Regions from separate parts of the Homo sapiens genome. Here region 2 is linked to region 1. Evidence: read pairs that join two places in POLR2A ChIA-PET (ENCODE). Cell type or tissue: CD4-positive, alpha-beta T cell. All regions are shown on one strand. Each heading gives the region's core, and the rest is flanking DNA. Links, peaks and the distances in the headings are about the cores only. Region 1 has its middle 3.6 kb from the start of LINC02422. Region 2 has its middle 66 kb from the start of RESF1.

Region 1 (4,396 bases), core at 220-4,219:
TCGGGATATGTAACATCGTGTAATCAGTCATAAGACTGTAGGAATTAAATACAAGGGCAGCCCAAAGTACTTCTTCACATATCCAGGCAATGATTCTAGGTCTAGTGGGCAGAAACCTAGTTTAAGTCACTGTAGTGGGAATTCACACACTCTTAGCCAGTTTCTCAAACTAAGCTAGTTCAGACTTGGAGCCCGAAAGCACACTGCAATGTGACCACAGGTGTGTTTTGTGGATCTTCAGTAAAACATTCCCCAGAAATAAGTAGGGCCATTTCCCAGTGTGACTATAAACTGGAGACAGGTAAATATTTTTTTTGGTGGAGGGGGGGGCTAATTGATTTTGGCTCTGAACTGATGCTAATCCATGGAGACACAAAATAAAGTAAGATGAAATGAAACAAACGCAACAACAACAAATCCAGCATAGTCCACCACTCAGAGTAGAAGTTTACAGAACCCAGGTGATAGATGGAACCTTGACCAGAGTCAGTTTCCCAGTGTGTCCAATGGCGTGATGGAGCCATTCAGTGGTTACTTCTCTAGTCTCAGAATGAACGGTGGGAAAAGGTATATTTAGCAACTGTTCTTTGATTGATGAAGCGAGGGAGGGCTATTATATTAAGAACATTCAAGTGAAAGCCTCTGAAAATCCTCAGATCACCAAAATAGTGTTCCCAAAGTAACTCTGCAATCTGGGGGAAATTCAGTGGCGACAGTTGTGCAACGGTGAGTGTACGTAATGCCACCGAATGTTACACTTAAAAACGGTTAAAAAAGGCCGGGCACGGTGGCTCACGCCTGTAATCCCAGCACTTTGGGAGGCTGAGGCGGGCGGATCACGAGGTCAGGAGATCGAGACCTTCCTGGCTAACACAGTGAAACCCCGTCTCTATTAAAAATACAAAAAATTGGCTGGGCGCGGTGGCTCACGCCTGTAATCCCAGCACTTTGGGAGGCCAAGACGGGTGGATCACGAGGTCAAGAGTTCGAGACCATCCTGGCTAACACGGTGAAACCCCGTCTCTACTAAAAATACAAAAACAAAAGTAGCCGGGCATGGTGGTGGGCGCCTGTAGTCCCAGCTACTCAGGAGGCTGAGGCAGGATAATGGCGTGAACCCAGGAGGCGGAGCTTGCAGTGACTGAGATCGCGCCACTGCACTCCAGCCTGGGCGACAGAGGGAGACTCTGTCTCAAAAAAAAAAAAATTAGCCGGGCGTGGTGGCGGGCGCCTGTAGTCCCAGCTACTCGGGAGGCTGAGGCAGGAGAATGGTGAGAACCGGGGAGGCAGGGCTTGCAGAGAGCTGAGATCGTGCCACTGCACTCCAGCGTGGGCAACAAAGCAAGACTCTGTCTCAAAAAAAAAAAAAAAAAGTTAAAATGTTAAATTTTATGTAATATATACTTTGTCACAATAAAAAAGTAAATGATCATAAACAGCTCTATTGTTTTAACTTGTACATATCGTGTTTCTTTCATTTTAAAGTAGAAACAGTAGCTATTTAAAATCAAAAGATAATTTCAAACATTGCTTGTTGTCATTGAATTCAAGAAGAAAACTTTAAAAAAGAAAAACCACACAAAACTAAAAATAATAAGGCCAGGCGTTGGTGGTTCACACCTGTAATCCTAGCACTTTGGAAGGCCAAGGCAGGTGGATCACCTGAGGTCAGGAGTTCAAGACCAACCCGGCCAACACAGCAAAACCTGGTCTCTAGTAAAAATACAAAAATTAGCCGGGCATGGTGGTGCACACCTGTAATCCCAGCTACTCAGGAGGCTGAGGTGGGAAAATTACTTGAAACCGGGAGGCGGAGTTTGCAGTGAGCAGAGATTGTGACACTGAACTCCAGCCTGGGTGACAGAGCAAGACTCCCTCTTGAAAAAAATAAATAAATAAATAAGTAAAATAAATAAATAATAAAGTGTACTCCATATGTATTCAATTTGTTTTATTTTTGTTTGTATGAACATATACAACACAAATTTAAAATATATAAGTAATTAATTGTGGAAAATGGGATCTATCGTGAGGATAAAGCAAAGTTATGCAACAAGATGAAGCAACAAAAAGTGATTTTTGAGGATGATTGCAAATTATCTTAAGTAATTTAGAAAGTTCACAATTTCCTGAGCTTTAACAGCATTAACAGGAAGCATTAAGAACAAGGATGTGGTTAGGTGTCTATTGGTTTGTCAGAAAGACATGTAACATGAAAACCACTGACATTAAGAGACAGGTAGCAGCTTTAATAATTTACCAGCCTTGTATTTCTTCACATTCTTGTTTCAGAGATAGTTTGAAAACAGTCCAAAAGGAAGATAATTCCAAATTCCTGAGGATTTTCCCCAAGTGTTGAGTGTACTATATAAAGTGATAACAGAGGATTATGTGGATGCATAACCCAGTGGCAACGAATTCCATTTTGGCCGTGAACTACTGAACAGATTCACTGAATGTGTTCATTTGCTGAACAAATCTTATTTCAGCAAATGACAAAATAAGATTTGTTCAGCACATCTCATGTGAGTGCTCACATAGCGTGGGCTCTGTGGTCAGACAAACACTAGGCACTTCTCTTGGTGTTATCACCTTAAGCTGTGTGCCTTGGGGAAAGTTACTCAATTTCTCATTCCCTCCATTTCCTCGTGCACAAAATGGCAGAAAATAAAGGTGTTGTGATGATTAAATGAGATACTGTATACAATATTCTCAGTACAATGCCCAGCACATGGTGAGCCTTCAAGAAATGCTATCTACTAGTCCTACGTGCAATGCACTGTGGAGAGGGCTAAAAATGACATGTGTGGCACGAGTTGCAGTTTAATCCTGTGCTCCACTTACTCTAAGATTCAGGTATGTGTTGCACTAGTTGGACTAGTGGCCAGGGGTCAGAGGAAAATAAGAACCTCCCGAAAATGTCTTCCCTTATTCTAGAGGAAGACAGAGTTAAGAAGAAAAGCTTTAGCTCAAGGAAAGGGCATTAGAGTTAAAATGGAGGGAAAAAATATCTACTAATCAGAATATTCTACTGGCCACAGTCTCTGACCTTCTGGCAATTAAAATTTTAAAGTTAAAGATTACTTAAAATTGGCTGGGTGTGGTGGCTCACGCCTGTAATCCCAGCACTTTGTGAGGCCGAGGTGGGTGGATCACAAGGTCAGGAGTTCGAGACCAGCCTGACCAACATGGTGAAACCCCGTCTCTACTAAAAATACAAAAATTAACCAAGCGTGGTGGTGGGCATCTGTAATCCCAGCTACTCGGGAGGCTGAGGCAGGAGAATCTCTTGAAATCAGAAGGCGGAGGTTGCAGTGAGCCGAGATCATGCCACTACACTCCAGCCTGGGCAACAAGAGCAAAACTCTGTCTCAAAAAAAAAAAAAAAAAGATTACTTAAAATTTACTTGGAAACTTAAAAGTGCACCATTAAGTAACTCCTGGGACCAAGCAGATGTCATGAGAAAAATTAAGAAATATTTGCCACTTCATCAGTTATAAGACAAAAAAAATTTTTTTTTAAATTTTAAGACATACTTAAATTGAGTGATAATGAATGATATGGTTGGGTCTGTGTCCCTGCCCAAATCTCATGACAAATTGTAATCCCCAATGTTGGAGGCGGGGTCTGGTGGGAAATGATTGGATCTTGTACGCAAATTTCCCCTTTGGTGCTGTTCTCGTGATAGTGAGTGGATTATCAGGAGATCTGGTTGTTTAAAAGTGTGTAGCACCTCCCCACTCTCTCTATTCCTCGTGCTCTGGCCCTGTAAGACGTGCCTGCTTCTCTTTTGTCTTTCACCATGATTGAAAGTTTCCTGAGGCCTCCCCAGCATGCTTCCTGTACAGCCTGTGGAACCGTGAGCCAATTAAGCCTCTTTTATTTAAAAATTACCCAGTTTCCAGTGGCACACACCTGTAATCCCAGAACTTTGGGAAGCTGAGGTGGGTGGATCACCTGAGGTCAGGAGTTCAAGGCCAGCCTGACCAACATGGAAAAACCCCGTCTCTACTAAAAATACAAAATTAGCCAGGCATAGTGGCGCATGCCTGTAATCCCAGCTACTTGGGATGCTGAGGCAGGAGAATTGTTTGAACTCTGGAGGCAGAGGTTGTGGTGAGCCAAGATCGTGCCACTGCACTCCAGCCTGGTCAACAAGAGCAAAACTCCGTTTCAAAAAAAAAAAAAAAGAAAAATTACCCAGTTTCAGGTATTTCTTTATAGTAGTGCAAGAATGGACTAATACAATGAAAACACCAAACATCAGGCTGGGTGTGGTGGCTCATGCTTGCAATCTCAGCACTTTGGGAGCCTGAGGTGGGAGGATCACTTGAGGCCAGGAGTTCAAGACCAGCCTGGGCAATATAGTGAGACCCAATTGCTACAAAAAAAATT
Region 2 (4,396 bases), core at 196-4,195, 130 kb after region 1:
ATATACATCTCACAGGGGCAGAGAGAATTTACAATGACAAATCCTCTAAAGAAAATGCTTTAAGAAAAGGGAAAGAATAGTCTTTTCCCTAATTTTTTCTTTTTGCTTTTGTTTGTTTGTTTAGAGACGGGGTTTTGCTATTGTAAACCAAAAGGTATCTGAGACAGGTCTTAATCAGCTTAGTTTATTTTGCCAAGGTTAAGGATGTGCCTGTGACACAGCTTCAGGAGGTCCTAACGACATGTGCCCAAGGTGGTCGGTGTGCAACTTGCTTGTATACATTTTAGGGAGACATGAGACATTAATCAATATGTGTAAGATGTGCATTGGTTCGTTCTGGTAACGCGGGATAACTTGAGGCAAGGGCTTCCAGGTCCCACATAGGTAAGAGACAAAAGGTTGCATTCTTTTAAATCCTTGATCATCTTTCCACTGAATACACAATTTAGGCTGGCTCAGTGAATCTGCATTTTTACATAAACAATAGGGCAGGGGAAGCAATCAGATATGCATTTGTCTCAGGTGAGCCTCCTCAGAGGGATGACTGAGTTCTGTCTGTCCCTTGTCCACAAGGAATTTCCTTCTGGGCAAATTGTGAGGGAGGTATGTAGCTTTTTTTTGAGACGGAGTCTTGCTTATTCGCCAGGCTGAAGTGCAGTGGCGCCATCTCGGCTCACTGCAATCTCCGCATACCAGGTTCAAGCGATTCTCCTGCCTCAGCCTCCTGAATAACTGGGATTACAGTCACGCACCACCACGCCCAGCTAATTTTTATATTTTTAGTGGAGACAGGGTTTCACCATGTTGGCCAGGATGGTCTCGATCTCTTGACCTCATGATCTACTCGCCTTGGCTTTCCAAAGTGCTGGAATTACTGGCTTGAGCCACCACGCCCAGCGGTGTGTAGCTTTTTATCTTTTTTTTTTTTGAGATGGAGCCTTGCTCTGTTGCCCAGGCTGGAGTGCAGTATGCGATCTCAGCACTTTGGGGCGGGGGCAAGATGAACAGATCGCTTGAGTTCAAGAGTTCAAGACCAGCCTGGGCAACATGTCTAAACCCCATCTCCACAAAAAAATATAAAAATTAGCTGGGCGTAGTGGTACCCGCCTGTAGTCCCAGCTACTCAGGAGGCTGAGGTGGGAGGATCAGTTGAGCCAGGGAGGCAGAGGTTGCAATGAGCTGAGATTGCATCACTGCACTCCAGCCTGTGTGACAGAGTGAGACCCTGTCTCAAAAAAAAAAAAAAACTTAAAATCTTTTTTTTAATTCTCTCAATTTCAATCTCACTTACTTCTTCTTTCAAAGCCACCACTGTCTGAACCTGGTGCCCTTCCTTCTGATTATAGTTTTCGTTGTTGTTACTGTGTTTTGTTTACTTTTACAATTTTGGAATATGAAAATATCTTTCTTTTGTAACGACAAATATGGAATACAAACATTACAACTTCTTTTTTTGCCCATCCTGGATTAAAAAGGAAATAATAGATGAAATGCCTTGCAAAGAGGACAAAATATTTTGGGGTCTAAAATGTGCTTTGCCCAGGATCTTGCCTTGTAATGATAATGACTCTCCCTTAGTGATCCAAACAAAGGAATGTGGTCAACTGTATGAACAAGGTTCAGTGAAGTCCTGAGTCACATGACAATCTGTCCTCCCCAAGCCTCTGTGCTTCAGAAGCTGGAAAGTCGTTCTACCCTTGGGCACAGGGTACATGTGCAGTAGCAATAAATAGCACCAGGAGGAATAGGAGCAACAAGTGTTACTGGTAGAGGGTCTTGACTACGAGTTGTCCAGGTCCTTGGCATTTTGAACAAAGAATTGAACAAAACGTACGAAGTAGCAGAGAAATGAAATGCAGGAATGAAGCAACGAGAGCAGGAATTCATTAAAGCGAGAAAGCACTTCACAGGGTGGGAGTGGGCCTGAGCAAGCAGCTCAAGGGTGCAGTTACAAAGCTTTCTGGGCTTTAAGTACCTCATTTGAGGTTCTTATCTAGATGAAGGATTTGGTCTGTGGCAAATTAAAGACTGAGGTGAACTGGCGCCCTGTGCAGATAAAGGGATGGTCCCTGCTTCGCCAGGGCCAATCCAAGGCACTCTCCTTTTCCATCCCAGCACTTTGGGAGCCTGAGGCAGGTGATCACTTGAGCTCAGGAGTTCAAGACCAGCCTGGCTAACATGGTGAAAACCTGTCTCTACTGGTGCTCTCGCCATTATTCCATCTGCTATGAGCCCCTTTCTGCATAAAGTAAAGTTTGCCTTGCTAAGAGAATTAAATTTATGTTTGAATGTTATTTCTTTGTAGCACTGGGGAACAAGCATTCTATTTCTAAATAAACATTTTTACATATAAGAAATGGTGGTCCGTACAGGGATACATTTTCCTCTGGGGTGGTCTCTAGTCCTCTCATGAGGGGGTCTCCCACTGCCTCATTGTGGTGGCCTCAGGGGTAGTAAGAAATTGAGACCCATCTGGTGTGATGAATAGACCCGGACTCTCAACAAGGCAGAAGAAACTGGCCAGCAATCTGGAGTAAATGATCCTCACATATGATGTGGACCAGGCGACCTCATGCATGAGCCAAGAAAGGAAACAAACCAGAGGAGCCGTACACCAGCACCTGCCTGGAAACCACATCCTCATCAAAAGATAGAAAGAAGAAAAACTCGAGGCAGCCTAAGAACCCTACCTTGTGCTGCTAACCACCGAGACTGCCGTTCGCACAGCAGAAAAGGATAGACACATCATACCCAAGTCAAAAAAGCGTCATCACCATCAAAGTTATAGGTCATTGTTCCAGGGTCAAGCCCTACCAAGTTAAAGCTAAGAAAACTTTATCTATCTTTTCTTTCCTTTAACTACTCCCCATCTTATTAATGTAACTAAATCTAACTCACCTCAAATTATTACTTTTAATGCCTGTTCAGTTATCACTCCTCTCATACCAAATGACAAAACCAAAGTCTTTGTAGTAAAAGTAAAAAAATCTAAAGCAAACCACAGCAATTAAAACAAGATATCAAGATGTAAATGACTAGCTAAAATACATTAAATATTCTGTCCGCACTCTAAATAAAAGCAATTGTTATGCTTGTGCACACAGTAGGCTAGAAGTCCAAGTTATCCCCTTTCCACTCAGATAGTCCTCTAATCGACAAGGCATGGACTGCATGGTAGCTCCTTTTCTTCTTTTGTCTTTTTTTCTTTTTTTTATCTGAGACGGAGTCTCGCTCTGTCGCCCAGGCTGGAGTGCAGTGGCGCAATCTCGGCTTACTACAAGCTCCACCTCCCGGGTTCAAGCCATTCTCCTGCCTCAGCCTCCCAAGTAGCTGGGACTACAAGCGCACGCTGCCAAGCCCGGCTAACTTTTTTTTTTTTTTTTTTTTTGTATTTTTAGTAGAGACGGGGTTTTACCCTGTTAGCCAGGATGGTCTCGATCTCCATCTCCTGACCTCGTGATCCGCCCGTCTCGGCCTCCCAAAGTGCTGGGATATAGGCGTGAGCCACTGCACCCGGCCGGTATCAAAATCCTGCAGCCTAAGATAGTAAAGTGTGCCAAACTCTCTCTACTATTTCCTAAAGTGCAGTACCCTGAGGGTCAGCCCCCCGAGGGCCATTCAGCCTCCATCTTCCAAGACCAATTTTACCTCGTGTCTCCAACGATAAAAGGAAAATTTAGCGTACTTTGAAGACTTAACATGATACAGCGAGGTCAGGCACTTCCAAAAGCTAACCCATCAGTCCACCCTTATTCATCCCCAAGCGGATGCATAGTAATACTGTAAAAAACCTTTACTAGACACTCTACCAAATAATTAGAGCAGCACTTATGCTCTAGTTCAATTAGCTATCCCTTTTACCCTGGCATTTCATCAATCAGAAAAAGAGAAATTACGACATAAGCAAATAAAAGAAGCCTCAAAAGAAGCAGCCCCTTACAGCTATTTTGATTCCCATGTCTATTCAGATGCAATTAGAGGTCCTCACAGAGTACCAAATAAATTTAAAACCAGAGATCAAATAGCTGCAAGGTTTAAGTCAATGTTGTTTTAGTGAGTAGCAATTAATAAAAATGTAGATTAAATAAACTGCATTTATTACTACCAGCAGCAATTTATTAACTATACCAAAGATGCTGTTAAAGAAATAGCTGAACAATTAAAACCCACAAGTCAAATGGCCTGAGAAAATAAGATAACTTTAAATATAATATTAACAAAGAAAGGTAGTGTTTATATTATAATCAAAACTCAGTGTTGCACCTTTATTCCAAACAACACTGCTCCCAATGGGAGCATAACAAGGACCCTCCAAGGACTTACTGCCTTATTAAATAAGTTAGCAAAAAATTCCAGCATTAACAACTCTATTTCAAATTAGCTCGAGAAATAGTTC

What was found. ChIA-PET counts read pairs that join two places held together with the same protein. Peaks named below come from ENCODE experiments on the same cell type or tissue, not always from the same donor. Only the 100,000 strongest peaks of a DNase experiment are listed, where the experiment ranks them.
Region 2: POLR2A ChIA-PET joins it to region 1 with 5 read pairs; 4 of 35 experiments call an interaction of 5 or more read pairs at or near these places.

The regions. Positions count from the first base shown.
Region 1 is chr12:31,888,588-31,892,983 of GRCh38, forward strand. No RefSeq gene overlaps it. Among named protein-coding and RNA genes, the nearest start is that of LINC02422, 3.6 kb to the left of the region's middle. In CD4-positive, alpha-beta T cell, for the core only: no CTCF peak of the experiment used is centred there; a DNase peak (open chromatin) is centred at 2,184; H3K27ac peaks cover 1,267 bases.
Region 2 is chr12:32,023,433-32,027,828 of GRCh38, forward strand. No RefSeq gene overlaps it. Among named protein-coding and RNA genes, the nearest start is that of RESF1, 66 kb to the left of the region's middle. RefSeq lists enhancers at 1-296, 1,563-1,857. In CD4-positive, alpha-beta T cell, for the core only: no CTCF peak of the experiment used is centred there; a DNase peak (open chromatin) is centred at 2,669.